Linked DNA regions of Homo sapiens: region 1 is linked to region 2. A link is a contact called in ENCODE Hi-C or POLR2A ChIA-PET data. All regions are on one chromosome and are shown on one strand. The core of a region is the stretch at or near the end of the contact, and the rest is flanking DNA. Distances in the headings are between cores, read along the strand shown. Region 1 has its middle 54 kb from the start of ZBTB18. Region 2 has its middle 110 kb from the start of ZBTB18.

Region 1 (4,239 bases), core at 559-3,058, 58 kb before region 2:
TGACGACACAGATCCTCAGGTTGAGGTGAGTCAGGAAGGGTTTCCCTATGGGTTCCATATTATACCTCTTTTCTTATAACTATCATACTTGAGGTTGTGGAATATCTTTTTAGCCAAAGGCCTATTACGAGAAAAACTAATTTAAAAAAAAAAGATAGGAAAATATAGTCTCTAAGATCTAGGAGCTAAGATGACGATTATTTTTAATTGTTGCTTGTTGAAATGGTTGGAAATGTCTAAGAAAGACAGTTTTATATGGCAAGAGGAGGAGACCATGATACACTGAGGAAAACCAGGACAAAAGTTATAAGGGCCATTTTGAACAAGAGAATGTTCCAATTGTGTTTGTAAAGTGCTTGACAGTGCTTGACCCCCAAGATGGGACAGTGAGATTTCTGGACTGTTTTATATTGAAAGGAAGGCTCCAGTTTTTAAATGAGTTGGGCTCCAAAAGCTGACCCGGAAGTCTGTGTCGTGGAATGTAGACTGCTCTGCTGCATAAGAACATAAGGCATATTTAGGGCCGGGCGCGGTGGCTCATGCCTGTCATCCCAGCACTTTCGGAGGCTGAGGTGGGCGGATCATTTGAAGTCAGGAGTTCGAGACCAGCCTGGCCAACATAGCGAAACCCTGTCTCTACTAAAAATACAAAAGTTAGCTGGGTGTGGTGGTGCACGCCTGTAATTCCAGCTACGTGGGAGACTGAGGGAGGAGAATCGCTTGAACCAGGCAGGCGGAGATTGCAGTGAGCCGAGATCGCACCACTGCACTCCAGCCTGGGCAACAGAGTGAGACTCCACCTCAAAAAAAAGGATAAAGAATATAAGACATTTAGGGACCCCCACCTGTAGTCCCAGCTACTCAGGAAGGCTGAGGCAGAAGCATCACCTGAGGCCAGGAGCTCTGGGCTGTAAGTGCGGTTGGCCCATGGGGAGTCTGCCCTAAGTTCAGCATCATTATGGTGACCTCACTGGAGCAGGGACCACAGGCTGCCTAAGGAGGGGTGAACCAGCCCAGATGGGAAATGCAGCAGGTCAAAACTCTTGTGCTGATCTCCAGTGGGGCTGCAACTGTGAATAGGCACTGTGCTCCAGCCTGGGCAACATAGTGAGACCCTGTCTTTTAAAAACCAAATACATATATTAAAAACCAAATATATATATATATATAGTATTTTTACACTAACAAGAGCCCCTTGATGACCTTTGGAAATGCTTTCTGTCTCTACAATGGCCTCAAGGCCCCACACCCCACTCGTCACCTTGCACAGGCTGCCTTGTGACTGCTGCCCGGCGACTGTCCCCCAGCTTCAGCTGTCCCAGTCACACTGACTCACTGTGCCTTGATCTTGCAAAGCTGCTCCTGCCTCAGGACTTTGCACTGGTTCCCTCTGGCTGGAATGCCAGTCCCTGATCAATCTCCAAGTGGCTCACTGCTTCTCTCCCTCCAGGGAGGTCTTCTCTGACCACAGTCATCCCAACCCTCCACGCTCTGAGTCACCCACGGCTGCTTCATTTTTCTCCCTAACCCTTTCACTTTCTTAACTATTATGCCAAAGGCACTCATTTTATTTATTGTTGATCTCTCCCACCAGCAGGCAGAACCCCCATGGGCAGGAATTTTGTCCATGTTATTCCCTGCTCATTCTTGGTACCTAGAACAGTGCCCAACACAAAGTCAATGCCCAGGACATCTTTGTCAGATGAATGTGATGATTAAAAAGATACTTTAGTGACCACTTTGCAGCAGTGGCCTCAGACTTCAGAAGCCCAGCTGTGTGACTGTGAGCAAACGGCTCACCCCAAGTCTATTTACTCACCTGGGAAGCATGCTTTCTCCGTTCACCTCACAGCACTGCTGCCATGAGCAAACGCAGCCCTGCTTGTAAAGTGATTTGACACGTTCCCTCTCTAAGCCGTGGTTTTCATCTGTAAATTCAGAGTGCTGTATTAGCTATACTTTAAGATCATTTCGCCCTCTTACAGTCCACGGTAATGATGGAGACAAAAATCTGAGCCTCTTTCGTGTTGCCTGGTACTGGCTGTGATGACTCCTTACACCTGACGGCAGATGCGCTGCCCGCCACTTCCATCCGGAAGCCCCCAGCTCTTGTGCCTGATGGCAACATAATTCCGACCCATGTTGCCTGTCTTCCTTTGGGGGATCCCTGCTGCCCACCCAGAGCTTCCTGGGTATGCAGGACACTCCCTGCTACCCATCCAGAGCTTCCTGGGTATGCGGTGGGGTTAACTTTGGTGTCTCCTATCCTCATGTCTTCCTTCTGACCCGTTACGATGTGATCGAGGGACTTCTCAGATCCTCCCAAAGAAGGACCGAGGCATCCTCCCATCTACAGCTACTGTAAGGCTCTGCCACAGGTAGAGGCTGGGATGGATTTTGTGATGATGGATTCCCCAAGGGCTGGGGAACAGAACGCCTTGGAGTATCGTGGAGCCATCCAAATCTTCTTCCATAGACTCAAAGCAGAATAGTCCCTGTAAGCCTAAGCATGAATATACCCCTTTGAATCCCTCCTGCTTCATGGCTGAGCCATCCTCAGAAAGAAAGAAAGGCCTTCTTCCCCTGAGTTACCTGGAATGACCTTTACATGCCAGCCAGTTCGCTCTCTAACTTCTGGGTGTCTCTCAGTTTTCACGTCTGCAGTGCAGCTTTGGCATATATCGAAATTTAAATTTCTAAGATCTATTTTAAATTTCCTTTTTGTATGTTAGGCAGACTTTCCTTTATCCATCCTGAAATCACCTTTGAAATTTTAGACTAGGGCAGATGTCACTTAACGTGACCGGCAAGTATTCCACTCGCCATTTGTTGTGAGTGGTGGTTGTTTTTCCTTTTTGCTTTTTTTCTCTTTCTGTCTTTTTTTTTTAATCACCATCATACTATAAAACCAATTAAAATAAACTCTCCAAAGACTCTTATTTTCTGGCTGAGCTATTCCAACCTCTGACTTTTTCTGAAGCACAAGATAAGACTTTCTGATTAACTGGGAGTGGGATGTTTATTCAATCTGTTCATTTGATACATTGCGGAGACTGCTTTTTCATTTTTATGCCATGTCAGTGGCATATACTTTCTGAAATTAATAAATACAATACATACCATCAATGTGTGAAATTTTTAAAACCCCGTATTTCCATAGTTTGACATACAAAAATGTACTCATACACTTTTGAAATCTACTGTCAAATCATTTCACATCTGTACCTAAAGCAAACAGACATAATGCTAACAGCTTGTTAGAATTCAGAAATGCCACCCGCTAATCAGCCCACCTGTGGCATTCTCAGTCCATCTTGCAAGCTGCATAGCCTGCTGCCAAGAAGCTTGACAAGAAAATGTATATTAAATTATTGAATAAGATGGGAAATACTGTACAGTGTGGGATAAAGAGAATGTGCAACGTGTGGCCAATGAACATACTGTACCTTTTCATTATAATACCTGCCTGGAGGTGACCTAGCTTCATCCCCATGTGCCATAAATGATGAAGCTACTGCTAAGGCTCTGGATGCAAAGTCGGCAGTGAGGTTTTCATAGTTTGCATCAGCTTTTTGTTATGTGTAGTTGGCGTTGGCTAAAACAAAAACCAAGACAAAAAAAAAAAAAAAGCAGAAAGCAAATTTTGAACGGAGTTACACAGGAACAACCCCATTTTCTACAATTCTGTCCTGCGGTTCAGAGCAAAACAAAGAAGATCTGACATTCCTGACGTTCTCTAGAAATCACAGTAGCGACCATGTCAATCAACTCCAATCATTAGATATGATTTAAAAACCTAGAAACATGATCTTTTGATCTTGCCAGGGCAAAAAAGCAAAATAAAATGCAAAGGTGAAATAAAGTGATTAAGATCCTGGAGCAGAATGGGGCAGCGGATCATGGAACAAACCATGAGTACCCTCTGCCCATGCCTGGAAGCTTGTGAGGTCGGCCTAAGCGTGACATTGCACAATCCGATTACATTTCTACAATTATTAGTTTCTATAGAATATAAACTAACATGCTTACAGAAGTATCTTCTCTGGGGGTCTGTGGGTAAGAAATGTTATTTTAGCATCTGTTCTTTTAAGGCTATTTGCTCTGGGAGGGCAGTGTGTTTTGCCATAAATTTAGGTCATTAATTTGTATCTGTTCTTTGTTTATTTAAGAAACAGGACAAAAGGGCAGCTGCTGAAACATTTGGCTGTGCCGAGGGGTAGTGGGCTCGACATGCTGGAG
Region 2 (4,351 bases), core at 1,188-3,687:
GGCCTGAGTGGGGACCGTGACCCAAGGTTTGCAGAAGGTGAAGGAATAAATAGGAAGGTAGGGGCCTTTGCTGAACTTAAGCTCAAAGCCCTCCAAAAAGAGGCCTCTGACGCATATTTCTTCCTTGGTTGATTAAGCATGGACAGGGGATTTATGGGAAAATGTGTGGCAACCAAGCAGCCATTTTCCATTTTTTCCTACCTATGGCCATGGCACAAGAATGGAGTGGGAGCAGGGATGTCCATAAATAGTCTGGCTTTGGTTTAACAGAGACAATTCCTTTCACAATCACAGCTTTAGCATGTGCTAAAAATGACAATGCCATCCAGTGTCAATTGTTCCAGGGAGACCCTTCATTCCTAGTTACAGCAATAAAACCGCTGGTGGGTGGTCGCTGCTACTGGTTGTCTTCATTATCATTTCATTGTGCTTATGTGAGGCCCGGTGCACTTTGGAACTCTCAGGCATCTTTAAAGCCTTTCATGCATTGGAGTGGCTTGACATTCATATTTATATATCTTGCTTGCATGGCAGCAGAATCGCTATTCTTAGGGTCCTCATCTTTTGTGCATTCAAGGTCACACCCCACTTACGTGGGAACTGTAATATACCCTGAGAACTTCAAGCATTGTAACTCAAATCTGCAATCCAGAGTCCTCTTGGGTGCTTAAAGCTCTGCCTCTTGATTCATAGTCAAAGTGAAGCCTAGAATAAGCTTGTTGAATTAAGATAATTTGTGTTTACTTTAGAAACTTTAACAGGTTTACCTTGGAAACTTTTGAAGTTTTGTCATCTTTAAGACATATCCCTCAATGTTGCATTTCTAAGCAAATGTCTGCTTGTCTAAATCAGAAACCTGGACATCACACCCAACTCTTTTTCCCTCAGTCTCTCTATATAGTGAGTCATCCATTGTGTTCAATTCTATTGATGAAGCATCGTTTGATCTCCCACCTTCATCCTCATCCTAAACCTCTAGCCTTGCTGCTCTCTGATCTGTCATCTATACTGATGTTACCGGAAAGGGTTCCCAATCCAGACCCCAAGAGAGGATTCTTGGATCTCACGCAAGAAAGAATTCAGGGCCAGTCTACAGAGTAAAGTGAAAGCAAGTTTATTAGGAAAGTAGAGGAATAAAGAATGGCTACTCCACAGACAGAGCTGCCCGAGGGTTGCTGGTCACCCATTTTTATGGTTATTTCTTGATGATATGCTAAACAAGGGGTGGAGTATTCATGCCTCCCCTTTTTTGACCATATAGGGTAACTTCCTGACGTTGCCATGGCATTTGTGAACTGTCATGGCGCTGGTGGGAGTGTAGCAGTGAGGACGACCAGAGTTGCTCTCGTCGCCATCTTGGTTTTGGTGGGTTTTGGCCAGTTTCTTTACTGCAGGCTGTTTTATAAGCAAGGTCTTTATGACCTGTATCTTGTGCCAATCTCCTATTTCATCCTGTGACATCAAATGGCTAACCATCTGGGAATGCAGCCCAGTAGGTCTCAGCCTCATTTTACCCCACCCCTATTCAAGATGGAGTTGCTCTGGTTCAAATGCCTCTGACACTGATGCCAGAGTCAATTTTCTGCAATATAAGCCTAATTATGCTGGGTTCCCCACGGCCTTCAGAGTAAATGGCAACATCCTTAGTAGCCTAGAAGAATCTTCATTGCTTGGTTTCTACCTCCCTCAGTTTCTCCCAGAGGCCCACACCCATGTTCCCTACAGCCAGGTGTCCAAAAGGGCCTTATTCCCTGACACATCCCATCCTCAGCCTCAGTTCCTCCTTATTTGGGAGTGCATTTTTTCCTCCTCTTCTCTTAGCTAACTTCTATTTCTTCATGAAAACTCACCTTAAGTATGTTCTGCTCCCAACACCTTTCCTTTTGGAGCCCACCAGGGCTGAATTCGGCGCCCCTCCTCTACCCTGATCTGTGACCCTTGACATGCTCTGTACTCTGCCCAGCCGGTGTGGCCCCCGGATTGCCATTGTGGATTTGCTGGTCTCTGTTTCTCATGGACCGTGAAGTCCTAGAGAGTGGGAACAGTCTCTTTTCTTTCTCTGCCTCCCTAGAGATTCCATAAGGCTGACCCACAGAGAATGGGTAAGTTATTGTTGGACACATATCAGATAAATGCTGCTAAATTACACATGAAATGATCCTTCAAGGTGGTAGTATAGATCAAGAGTCTGAACCCAGTAGAGTAATAAAATAGCTTCTTGTTATCACTTGAAATTATATAAGCAACAACTGAAATTCTAACCAGGAGCTCTGAGCGCTGCCGTTGGGAGGATTCCTGCTAGGGACATCTCACTGCTTCTGATGGCTTAGGATTTGTTGGGCCACTGTTTCCCTGGGCACATGTTGGTTTATTTGCTTGCTTTTATGGTTCGTTTGCCATTTCCCTCATAAGGAGATGAGCCGTGCATCAGGATCTTTCCTTTCTCCAAGGCCATCAATGATTCACGTGAGAATTTCATACCACATGGCAGAATCGTTCACATTAGAGTCCTCCACAGGCCAAAAGGAAATAGTATATTCAGGGCTCATCCTTTGCATAGAAAGAACTCTGTTCACCAAGGCATTTTAAACCTGGGATTTAATCAGTTACTTTGCGAAAACTGAAATGATGTCCTTCCCCCATTTCTGAGAGCGAATTTGAGATTAGGCTGGGTGATATATCATGAGAAAAAAAGAACAGAATGAATGGGGATGGCCTGAAGCTCAGGTGGGTAATTTCCCAGCATCTTCCCCATGCTGCTCCCTGGGGCTTCCCAGGTAAACTGTGCACTGGCTTCCAGCAGCCTTTCCCTGGTCTCTAGGTGGCCTTTGTTTAAGCATTACATGGATGTTTGCAAGATTATTCAAGTGATTTCCCACAATTTATTTCAAGCATTTACTGTAGGTGGCTTCAGAATTTTAAGTAGCATGTAAACTACAGACCACCTGCCTCAATGCACCATATCCAGCATCGGTTTTATATCCTAACAAGACGGGATAAGGCACAGTTCTTGAACTGCTGCCAACTCTCCAGAAAGGCACTGGGTACATCGGAAATGCCTTCCGGGGGCCTCCTAGCACTGTCCGGAGCATTTGTCCTTCAGAGCCTGGCCCCAGACCTGTTCCTCTCCCCATAGCTGGGTTCACCAAAGGCACTTCCTGATAACTGTTCCAGGACTCAACAATCAAAAATGAAAAAAATCAGAGAATGTTTTAAAGCCCAAGGATATAAAGTACTAAGACTCTTCTAAAACCTGATTGTCCTTCTCCAGTGTGGTAAGCAGGCTCTGACTCACTTCCCTCCTAGATAGGATTTCCTCCTGTGTATACTCCCAGAGCTAAGAGATTCTTCGAATGCCTTTGCCATTACCCGCATTTCTTCAGTTTGCATCTCTGAATATTCTTAGGCTGTGCTGAAGGTGTTTCTAGCCACATGACACTATCTTCATCGCTTTTGGCATTATCCATATTGGCCTCTCCTCTGGGGTGGTCCCTGGGGATTGGTGGCCCCTCACCTTACATAGGTGTCACTGGGCATGGATATGGTTGTCTCATGTCTAGGGTGCTCCATGGTCAGAGCAGAGCTCCCACATCCCAGGCAGGTCTGGAGCAACCCCCAAAACAGAGCGGGCTCTTGTGCCTTCAGGAGGTATCAATGACATCTACTGTCAGTCTGAACAAAAAGCTACCCTTTGGAAAGAGAGCAAACCAAATTCATACGAGCTCACAGAACTCTCTCCACTAATCATGCACTTTGATTAAGTGTTCTCACATGATCAATGCTGAGTGAAACTTTAGACCCTACTAAAGCCTCTCAAAGACGCAGTCCCTGTGCTCCAAACACCTGTTCTTGCTAATGAATCATCGTGAAATGCAAAATCAATCCTATGCAGATACATTGATGGCCTCTTAATATTTTTACCCTAGCCTTGTAGGGCAGTGCATTGGGTGCTTTTTGATGTTTTCATGAGTTTGAGTATTGCTAATGCTGATCATTACATTAAAGAGGAGCATTCATTGGATTAAACCTTACAACGTTTTTGTGTGGTAGATGGGAAGAAACATAATCTTAGCTTTTAGCCTGTGAGGTATTATAATCTCACATTACCATTGAGGGAGATAAGGAGCAAACATAAAAAGCCAAACAAACAAATGCTATCATTTCAGGTACTTCTAAGTACACTGAGGAGATAAAATAGGGCCCTTATATAAGACAGGGAACCTGGGGACTGGGATGGAAGACAGGGCACTGCTTAATCAACAGAGTGAGGAAGGCATGCGTCTCTAAGGAGATGCCAGAATGAGAGGCAGGGGCCACACAAATTCCTGGGGAAAGAGTGCCCCAAACAGCA

The links. Hi-C counts contacts between places; a loop is a spot of excess contacts on that map. ChIA-PET counts read pairs that join two places held with the same protein, here RNA polymerase II (POLR2A). Pooled maps may share reads with other maps.
Region 1: a loop to region 2 is called in a map of chondrocyte, with 5 times the contacts of the local background. The contact joins two enhancer-like sites. A Hi-C loop is called at or near these places in 5 of 168 maps with a recorded cell type or tissue (Calu3, PC-9, chondrocyte and 2 more) and 1 of 50 pooled maps. POLR2A ChIA-PET finds 5 or more read pairs at or near these places in 4 of 52 experiments (A549, K562, WTC11 and 1 more).

Annotation. Positions count from the first base shown.
Region 1 is chr1:244,103,088-244,107,326 of GRCh38, forward strand. It overlaps the pseudogene RN7SL148P. Among named protein-coding and RNA genes, the nearest start is that of ZBTB18, 54 kb to the left of the region's middle. Within about 2 kb of position 1,809, at least 3 of the 41 ENCODE cell types and tissues checked have a DNase peak (open chromatin) inside an H3K27ac peak, as active enhancers do; they include PC-9, where a contact is called at or near this core.
Region 2 is chr1:244,160,899-244,165,249 of GRCh38, forward strand. No RefSeq gene overlaps it. Among named protein-coding and RNA genes, the nearest start is that of ZBTB18, 110 kb to the left of the region's middle. Within about 2 kb of position 2,438, at least 13 of the 41 ENCODE cell types and tissues checked have a DNase peak (open chromatin) inside an H3K27ac peak, as active enhancers do; they include PC-9, where a contact is called at or near this core.